Regions from separate parts of the Homo sapiens genome. Here region 2 is linked to region 1. Evidence: chromatin contacts called from ENCODE Hi-C data. All regions are on one chromosome and are shown on one strand. The core of a region is the stretch at or near the end of the contact, and the rest is flanking DNA. Distances in the headings are between cores, read along the strand shown. Region 1 overlaps PUM1 (pumilio RNA binding family member 1). Region 2 overlaps SERINC2 (serine incorporator 2).

What was found. A loop is a pair of places that touch in the nucleus more often than their neighbours do. Pooled maps may share reads with other maps.
Region 2: a map with no recorded cell type shows a loop between it and region 1 (10-fold over the local background). The contact joins two enhancer-like sites. A Hi-C loop is called at or near these places in 2 of 37 single-sample maps with no recorded cell type and 3 of 50 pooled maps.

Annotation. Positions count from the first base shown.
Region 1 is chr1:31,010,419-31,015,560 of GRCh38, forward strand. The region is part of intron 3 of PUM1 (pumilio RNA binding family member 1); the gene reads right to left. Among named protein-coding and RNA genes, the nearest start is that of SNORD103C, 45 kb to the left of the region's middle. Within about 2 kb of position 3,098, at least 3 of the 41 ENCODE cell types and tissues checked have a DNase peak (open chromatin) inside an H3K27ac peak, as active enhancers do.
Region 2 is chr1:31,420,720-31,425,861 of GRCh38, forward strand. It overlaps SERINC2 (serine incorporator 2), which reads left to right. Exons shown (of 10, transcript NM_178865.5): 2 at 2,974-3,135; 3 at 3,964-4,154; 4 at 4,611-4,690; 5 at 5,057-5,142. Among named protein-coding and RNA genes, the nearest start is that of SERINC2, 10 kb to the left of the region's middle. RefSeq lists a silencer at 2,931-3,030 and enhancers at 3,503-4,064, 4,065-4,626. Within about 2 kb of position 1,957, at least 16 of the 41 ENCODE cell types and tissues checked have a DNase peak (open chromatin) inside an H3K27ac peak, as active enhancers do.

The DNA.
Region 1 (5,142 bases), core at 1,848-4,347:
CTGTGATTTCCATCTTGCTTGTCCTCTTCTATCTATTGTCCTGATTGCTTACTCTGATGATGACTGCTGCTATGTTGTGAGCTGCCCTATACAGACGCCACATGAAGCCAAGAGAGAGACATCTCTGGACAACAGCTACATATACAAAGCTGTTGCTCCGCAGCTTCCCACTGAACTCTGCCTCTGCCCTGGGTCATTTACACACAATTAAGAACTGAGATCCTCCGTCCAACAACCAGCAAAGAATGGATTCTGATGGTTGATACCACATGAGTGAGTTTGGAAACAGACCTTTCTCCAAGCAAGTTTGAGACAGACCTTTCTCCAAGCAAGCTTTGAGATGAATGCAGCCAAAGTTGAAATCATGACTGCAGCTTGTGAAGGACCCTGAAGCAGATGACTCAGGAAAGTCATGCCTAGGTTCCTAACCTATAGCAACTATGAGGCTTAAACAACTGTCTTGTTTTAGGCAGGGCGTGGTGGCTTACACCTGTAATCCCAGTGCTTTCTAAGGGTGAGGCCAGGAGTCTAAGATCAGACTTAGCAACCAACATAGCGAGACTCTAGCTTTACAAAAGACTTTTTAAAAATCAGTCCGGAGTGGTGGCACACCCCTGCAGTCCCAGCTACTCAGGAGGCTGAGGTGGGAAGACTCCTTGAGCCCAGAGGTTTGAAGCTGCAGTGAGCTACGATTACACTACTGCACTCCTGCCTGGGCAACAGAGTGAGACCCTATCTCTTAAAATACACACACACACACACACACACACACACACACACACACACTGTGCTGTTTTAAGCCACTAAATTTTAGGGTGATTTGTTAAGCAGCAATAACACTGTTGTGAATATGTGGAAGTATTTTTGTATATTTGAAACACTTCTTTAGGAGTCTGTTTTCAAGAAACACTTCTTGTTCCATTTCTAATATTTAAATGTAAGTGATGAAACTAAAATCCTTTTCAATTGAAAAAAAGTAAAAGACTGGCTTTTTTAACTCGGCAAAATCAAATCAATTTAGACATGTTGAGCTTACTGAGAATTAGTAGCAATCACTTATATTCAACAGTCAGCTAAAAGATACCTAACTGTTCAAATCTGATCATATTAAAAGGAGTTAGAAACTACTGAATTATAAAACCAAATGATAATGTGTTATCCAAGTACAATTTCAAATTCAACAGTAAGCTCTCTGGAGGTAACATCATCCACAGCGTTGGGTAAAATATCCTAGTTTGCCAACCCACTGGCATAAATACCAGCAGTTGCCAAATCTTCACTTAACACACAATAACCAAAAATGTAAATGCATCCAACCTATGAAAAGATAGTTCCTATCCACCCCATCAAGAATCTGGAAATAAAGACTAGTTTTTTTGACAAGGCGAAAAGTAACAGATCACAAGAGAGATGTAGAGTTTGTTTTAAAGAATAACTTAGCAGTAAGAGGATTAAATGATGTGACAATTCCAAAAGAAGATAACAGGAATTAGGAATTGGTCCAACAAAAGCAAAAGAGACCCAAGGAATCAGATGTAGCCAGTATTATCCAGGTGACACATTTAAGGGCAGGGCATATGATGCACAAAGAAGCCTATTCTTATCAAAGCAATTAATGCATCTGGTTAGATAGTAGCTTAATTACACTGGACACTAAAAACACCCAAGTAATCTCCCTGGCTCCAACTCTGCTTACCAAGCCACCTTCTTAAAGAACTGGCTTCCTCCTATAGCCAACCATGCCAATCACCAAACACAACCATCCTTGTCCATCTAAGAGTTGTTTTTTTTCCTTAAAAAAAAAAAATCAGCAGACTGCATTTTGGTTTTCATACATTAGCCTCTTGTTGTTCTGGTTAGTGTGGGGTCAATATCGCAACCCAGTCATCTGAATTAGTAATAACAGTCCATTTCAAGATCTACAAACTGAGAACCATGACTTGGGGAGTCCTATCATCCCCAGCAATAAAATAAATAGACCTTGTACTCTTTCTTGTAATGAAACATTAAGTGGAATTCCTAACTGCCCCACCAATAGTGTGTGCTCTCAAATCTCTGGGAGAAACACACACACGTACACTGTTTATCCCACCCTGAATCGTAAGTTTATAAAATAAAAAAACTTATGAAAAGTAAAAAAAAAAAAAAAAAAAAAATTCAGTAAGCTTATCTATGAGGCTTCTGGAAAACAAAATAGAAGTCAAGCACTGGTTTACAAGCAATGTCAGCCACTTGAGACACTTCTTTTAAATTTGTCTGGAAACACCTTTTTTCCTTTCCATCTAACAAAAAAGAACAATACGCAAAACCACACTTAACACTTAACAATCAATCATGTCATAAACCCCTACACCAAGAACCCTTAAAACATGGATTAAGACAATAAAAAGTGGAGAATATCAAGAAACTCTAAGCTTCTTATTTTAAGAACAGTGATAAAGACCCATGAATGCTCTGAAATCACTTTATTTTAAACTAGTTTTAAATCCCAGCTGTGTGAATTTTATCCTCTTCTGCTTTTTCTCACCTATAAAATGACCTATTGTGTACAATGAAAGAGATAACACATGTAATGACATAATACAATGCTGAAACAGTAAACAAAAAATCAGCTACTATCCTTCTTTAAAAGAGCAAAGTAGCAGCCAATAGACATCACAATACTAATGATTTGTCAATGAAATGCTCCTATGTCAAACTATCAGACACAGTGATCATGGCATCACCTAGGCCATGTCAGTACAAACCTCATTACATTAACTACCCCAACAAAACAACACTACAAGAACCATGATTACGGCTTTTCAGGAACTGCAGAGGCAAGACAATTATTGCCTGGACTTGTTTGACCATACCGCCACTAATATTTGAATAGGGATTTATCAATGAGGTTTACTGATGATCTCAACAGTAAAAGGGCTCTCCAGCAACTACTCTGTACTCAAAAGGAATAAAATATTAGGTAACTGCTTACACACTCAATACAGGCTGCACAGAGCATCTCTCAGAGCAGAAATTGAGCATCTTAAGAAATACTACTAACATGGATGTTACAACCCTGCAGACGTGATCAGTTTGATCATGTTATTATCTAGCATCTCTAACTTACAACACAAGCTTAGTTTCACTGGAATGCAGCCAATGCAGGAAACAAATGCTTGATATTTAACTAGCTGGTAAGACAGACCAACAACCAAAACAATTATTAATCTCTTAGTATATATCTCACCACACTCTCAGTACATTAAGAGAAGATGACATCAACTCAGAGAAAGGACCTTTCAGAACTAACTGAAATGAGGAAGTTTGATTGGTAACCACTGATAATCACAGGTGGTAGTCTTACTTGTAAAAATTTTGTATTTTTCACAACTTATGTAGTCTCTCCATACCACAGACTGTTGTTGTGAAATCAAGTGAGATAGTATATGAAGTGCTTTTATAAATACTAAGAACTATACTGATATTAAGTTATACTAAAGCTTTATTTAAAGCTTTAACTTATTAAAACATATCTTTAAGAAAAGCCAAGTTCATTCATTCCTGGTTAGCGTAATTCTTTTGGAAGGGCCTCAGAAACTACATACGTATCAAAAGTCACAGCCAGGTATGATGGCTGATTCCTGCAATCCCAGCACTTTGGGAGGTGAGGCAGGAGGATAGCTTGAGTCTAGGAGTTAAAGACCAGCCTGGAAAACATGTGACAGCCCATCTCTACAAAAACTTAAAAAAGCCAAGTGTGGTAGCACATGCCTGTGGTCCTAGCTATTCAGGAGGCTGACCTAGGTGGGAGGATCACCTGAGCCCAGGAGGTCAAGGCTGCAGTGAGCCATGATTGTGCCACTGCACTCTAGCCTGGGCAACAGAGCAAGATCCAGTCTCCAAAAAAAAAAAAAAAAAAAAAATCTACATTCAAAGTGCTTGTAAAAATAAAAAAAAGTCGAGGCTGGATGCAGTGGCTCATGCTTGTAACCCCAGCACTTTAGGAGGCTGAGGTGGGAGGGTCACTTGAGGAGTTCAAGACCAGCCTGAGCAACATGCCAAGACCCAATCTCTATTTTTAAACATTAAAATTAAAAAAAAAAGAATTAAAAAAGTTGAAAGTAGGCCTGTAATCTCAGCACTTTGGGAGGCTGAGGCGGGCGGATTGCTTGCGGTCAGGAGTTCAAGACCAGCCTGGACAACATGGTGAAAACCTGTCTCTACTAAAAATACAAAAATCAGCCAGGCGTAGTGGCCAGGCGCCTATAATCCCAGCTACTCGGGAGGCTGAGGTAGCAGAATCACTTGAACCCAGGAGGCGGAGGTTACAGTGAGCCAAGATCGCACCACTGCACTCCAGCCTGGGCGACAGAGCAAGACTGTGTCTCAGAAAAAAAAAAAAAAGTTGAAAGCAAACTGCAAACTAAGTATTCAACAATAAATTAGCTGTGGGCCTGGTGCAGTGGCCCACACCTATAATCCCAGCATATTGGTAGGCAGAAGGATCACTTGAGGCCAGGAATTCAAGACTAGCCTGTGCAACATAGTGAGACCCTGTCTCTTTAAATAAATAAATAAGCAAGCAAACAAGTTGTAGTACAACAATGTAAGCTCACCAAAAATAGCCATAATGACTACATGTAATATTTATAAAATAACATTAAATTTTAAAAGTAAAATACAAAATTGTACATGTAAAGACTGCTTCTCCTCATGCATTCTTCCCTTTTGGATCAAGACTGGAAAGAAAAATAAAAGCAGAAGAGTGTTTGTTAGTGCACTGGGATTGTGGATTACTTAATTCAAAATATACTTTTGTTATGATTTTCAACTAATTCTCTAATAAATAAAACTGAGATTATGGTGGTCTGAAATTCACTGCAAATAAATAAGGCATATCTCTCAAGCAGATACATTTCACTTCAACATAATTTCATTTTCTTTTTCTTTTTTTTTTTTGAGACGGAGTCTCGCTCTGTTGCCCAGGCTGGAGTGCAGTGGCATGATCTCGGCTCACTGCAAGCTCCACCTCCTGGGTTCACGCCATTCTCCTGCCTCAGCTTCCCGAGTAGCTGGGAATACAGGCACCTGCCACCACGCCTGACTAATTTTTTATATTTTTAGTAGAGACGGGGTTTCACCATGTTACTCAGGATGGTC
Region 2 (5,142 bases), core at 707-3,206, 410 kb after region 1:
TGTCTCAGTTTTCCCATTTGAAAATGGAAAGTTACCACACAATTCATAGCATCAGTGAAGCTTAATGTAGATAAAGTGCTTATCACAGTGCCTGGGACTGAGTAACCCTTCGTAAATGGTAGCTGCCACTAATACTACTTGAATCTCAGTGCTGTTATCAACTTGCTGTGTGACCTCTGGTAAGTCTCTTAGTCCCTCTGGTCTCAATTTCCACGTCTGTAAAATGGGACTAATAAGCTGCTCTAACTGATACCCAGAATGTTCTTTATAGCAGGGGTCCCCAACCCCTGGGCCATGGACTAGTATCTATCCATGGCCTGTTAAGAACTGGGCCACACAGCAGGACGTGAACAGCAGGTGAACAAGCATTACCGCCTGAGCTCCGCCTCCTGTCAGATCAGTGGCAGCATTAGATTCTCATAGGAGTGCGAACCCTATTGTGAACTGTGCATGCGAGGGATCCAAGTTGCGTGCTTCTTATGAGAATCTAATTCCTGATGATCAGAGGTGGAACAGTTTCATCCCAAAACCATATCTGCCCCCTGCCAGCACCCCTGCTGCCATCTGTGGAAAAAGTGTCTTCCCTGAAATTGGCTCCTGGTACCAGAAAGGTTTGGGACCACTGCTTTATGGCCTCTAAAACATTTTTCAGGCTTTTCTTATCCTCTCACCCACCAAGGACAGCCATGGATAGGAGGCAGGTCTTGGGGTGGCAGCTGCAAGATGTAACCAGAAGTTGCTGGACAGGTGGACTGTTTCAATTTAGACCATGAGGAATAGTTTCGTTTCCAAAGCATTTTGTTTAGCATCTGTGTGAACGAGAGATAGGCGAGGAGCATTTCTAGTTTGGGGGAGAGTAAGAGGGGAGGCAGATGCCCGCCAGCAGGGTGTGCTGTGTGCCTTGTGACCAGTCCAGAAAGAAAAGCAGAGGTCTCTGAGGAGCAAGGGGCCCCTGCCAGCCTGCTCTTTTCAAAGCTCATCTTTCAATTCCTGACCCTTGGCTCCAGCCCCTCGAGTGGGTGCCCACCGCTCTTAGGATGAAAACCAGTGTCCTGTTCCTGACTGCTGGTGCCTATGTGGTCTGGCCTTGCCAGCCTGTCTGACCTCATACTCACCGCTGACTGTCTGCTCACCAAGCTTTGGCCACGAGGGCCTTCTTAAATTCCTCAAATGCCCAGCCCCTACCCACCCCAGAGCCACCTGTCTAGAACTTTCTTTCCTCCCTTTGGTCTGGCAGTGTCTCCTCATCCCTCTGCTCTCAGCTTATTATTTTATTTTAAAATATTTCTTTTTAAAAGGCCAGGTGCAGTGGCTCACGCCTGTAATCCCAGCACTTTGGGAGGCTGAGGTGGGCAGATTGCTTGAGCCCAGGAGTTTGAGACCAGTCTGGGCAACGTGGTGAAACTCCGTCTCTACAAAAAATACAAAAATTAACCAGGCATGGTGGCGTGTGCTTGTAGTCCCAGCTACTCAGGAGGCTGAGGTGGGAGGATGGCTTGAGCCCAGGAGGCAGAGGTTGTAGTGAGCTGAGATTGCGCCACTGCACTCCAGCCTGGGTGACAGGGCAAGACCCTGTCTCAAAAAAAAAAAAACAAAAAAAGAAGAAAAGAAGAAAACCCTTCTTTTTAAAAGATACGGTCTCGCTATGCTGCCCAGGCTATTCTCTAACTCCTGTGCTCAAGCGATCCTCCTGCCTTGGCCTCCCAAAATGCTGGTATTACAGGTGTGAGCCACTGCACCTGGCCTGCTCTCAGCTTAAAAGTCACTTCTTCAAGGAGGGCTTCCCTGACATGCCACCCTCAATCAAACCTAGGCTGCATTAGCACTTTTCTGGCAGTGGGTACGTGTCCTTCTTAGCGCTTGTCACGATGTGAGTCATGATTTGTTTAGTGTTTTTCCTGCTTGTGTAAGCTCCAGGAAGGCAAGGCCTATGTCTGTTGCTCTCCAGGCTCTTAAATCCCTGGGTGAGGAGTAGGGGCTGTTTGGGGGAAGATAAAGTTTACCAGAGGTATCTGGATGTGGGGCCTGTTTCTTTAAAGGCTGGGCTGTGGACTGGGCTCCCAGGAGGGTGAGTCTCCTTTTCAGGTGTGGCATAGTGTGTCATCACCAGCCCCTGAATGATTTCAGCCAGGCCAGGGGAAGGGCTGACCGCAACTGGGGCAGAGGACCCTGGAGAGGGAAAGGGTTAGACCGCCACCTGCTGTCTAGTGCTGGTATAGCCTCAGAGCCGAAAATCATTCCGTTTATCCAACTGGTGTTTATTCTGCACTTGCTGTTTTCTGAGGTCTTAACATGTGACTGGTACTATGCCAAACACTTCATATTCCTTCAACAGATAGCCTGTAAGCTCCTGCTGTGTGACAGACACTGTTCGAATTTCTAGGAATACCACAATGAACAAAACGCAAAAATTCCTGCCCCGCTGGAAAGCGGAGGCCGACAAAACATAAAGCCTCGCTGATGGCAGAAGTCCCGCGGGGAAAAATTAAGTGGGGAAGGGGAAAGGGAGCCCAAGGGGGCTACAATGTGGAATTTCTGTTTCACTCTCACAACTGCTTTGTGAGGAGTACATACCACTATGTTACAGAAGAGGACACTGAGGCACAGAGAGGTTGAGTGAGTTGTATAAGGTCACGAAGGTAATCGGTGACAGCTGGCCTTGTGATTTTTTTTTTTAAACTACTCTCCCTCCCTGTAAGAAAGAAACAGCGTGACCTCGGCTAGCTCTCGCTTTCAAGCCACAGTATCACTGGAGATAGACCCAGGTTTGAATCTGGGTTCTGTGGTTACTGGCTGTGTAGCCCTATATGACCCAGCCTCCCTCTCGGACCTGAAAGTTCAATGGGCTGGTGTCTGGGGAACAGTGTGCTCCTGCCTAGCGCAGCACAGATGCGCCGACCTCTGGGCAGGTGGTGAGAGGTGCGCGCTTGGGCGGTGAAGGGGAGAGGGAAGAGTGACAGTGCCCTCCCGCAGGCGTCCTGCCTCTGCGGCTCTGCCCCCTGCATCCTGTGCAGCTGCTGCCCCGCCAGCCGCAACTCCACCGTGAGCCGCCTCATCTTCACGTTCTTCCTCTTCCTGGGGGTGCTGGTGTCCATCATTATGCTGAGCCCGGGCGTGGAGAGTCAGCTCTACAAGGTGAGTGCCCCAGGGGAGGCAGGGCGGCCTCCAGCGAGGGGCGTCAGTGGCTCCAGGATAGAGGGCCCAGGCTTGGGGTCACAGCTTATCCAGAAGAGGAGGCAGGGTGTTTGGGTGCACTGATGATCTGAGGTTGGAAATGAGGGGAGGAGGGCTTGAGCCTCTTGGGGGGATTCTTCTTTCTCTTAGGCCACAGTCTCCTTGGAAAATCTTATTAATCATTATCGCCCCCTGGACACTGGCCTAGGGGATGCTCTTCTCCCTCTTAGTGCTTAAGCCCAGGTTGGGGCTCCTAACTCTTCCCTTCATCTCAGTGTTTTACAGCCTAGCACAGACCCAGGGGGACGTGGGCATCACCGTAGGTGCCTTATACACATTTTAGTGTGTATAAAGATGAGATTCCCTGGGGAGTTTGTAGAAATGCAGATTCTCAGACTCCACCTTGAGGCTCTATTCCATGGGAGAGGGGCCACAGAATCTCTGTTTTCCCAAGCATCTCAGATGGTTCTGATGTAGGTGGTGGGTGGAGAACACTTTGGGAACCACTGCTTTAGACAGCGCAATAGTTTCTGAGGCTGTGGGAAATAAACAATAACAAGATGTAACTGGGGAGCTCCCTCCCAGGGCTTCAGGCCCAGAGAGGGCTAGGAATGGAGGCGGAGGCAGTGGAGATAGAGGTGAGGGGCTCCCCTCCCTGTCTGGTCCAGCCCCTGCTGGGAGAGCCTCTTTCCTGGCCGGCCTTGGGAGACCAGGGCTCTGGTTTATAAAGGGAGCTGCCAGGGTTCTGTGAGAGGTGGGGCTTTGACGCTGCTCTGTCTGTCTCCACAGCTGCCCTGGGTGTGTGAGGAGGGGGCCGGGATCCCCACCGTCCTGCAGGGCCACATCGACTGTGGCTCCCTGCTTGGCTACCGCGCTGTCTACCGCATGTGCTTCGCCACGGCGGCCTTCTTCTTCTTTTTCACCCTGCTCATGCTCTGCGTGAGCAGCAGCCGGGACCCCCGGGCTGCCATCCAGAATGGGTGAGAGAGGGGTCCCTGCCTGCACCCTGGGACCTTCCCCCAGTGCCTTGCCCGCTCCTCTGCCTGTCCAGGGATCTGCAGACCCTACCCACCACTCAGGAGCCACGGGAGGGCACAGCATGGAGAACAGCTCTGAGTTATATCCATTTCTCAGATGAAGAGTAAGGCTCAGAAAGGGTGGCAGCAAGCCTCAGGCCCCGCAGCACTTCAGTGACACAGCTGGGGCTGGACCTGGGTGACCACCCTCACCACTGCTTGGTCCTTCCTCCTGCCCCTTAGGGTTTTTTCCAGGGCCAGGAGAGACTTTCTGTGCCTATCAGACCACCAGAAAGCCCACCCTCACCCCTCTCAGCACCTGCTGTTTGTGGGTGGGGGCTCTGGGGCCAGGCCCAGTCTGGCTTCCAGTTTCCCTGCCTGCACTCAGCTTCCTTGTCCATTCCCCGACCCCTTCTGTAGGTTTTGGTTCTTTAAGTTCCTGATCCTGGTGGGCCTCACCGTGGGTGCCTTCTACATTCCTGACGGCTCCTTCACCAACAGTAGGCGGACTTGGCAGGAGGCATGGGGGGCTGTGGGGAGGGAAGTGGGGCGGCAGGTTGGAGGAACGTGGTGGGGCTGCTCTTTGCTGGGGCACACAGACCCCTGGCTGCTGGCTAGGTCCTCGCTCCCCACCCGTGAGACAGCACTGTGGTGCTTGGCCACACGGCCTTTGTGCAACCCAGGGGTAGGGGGAGCTGTCTTGCCCCGACCCATATCCTGCCCTCTGTGCGTAGCTAGGGGCTCCCTGAGGGCAGGGACTCTGTTCTTCTCAGTGTCCCCGGTGCAGGGTGTAGCAGAAAACGCTTGTTGAACGAGTAGATGTGAGAGAGGGACCCTCCTCGCCTCACTCCCCTCTCCCCACCCAGTCTGGTTCTACTTCGGCGTCGTGGGCTCCTTCCTCTTCATCCTCATCCAGCTGGTGCTGCTCATCGACTTTGCGCACTCCTGGAAC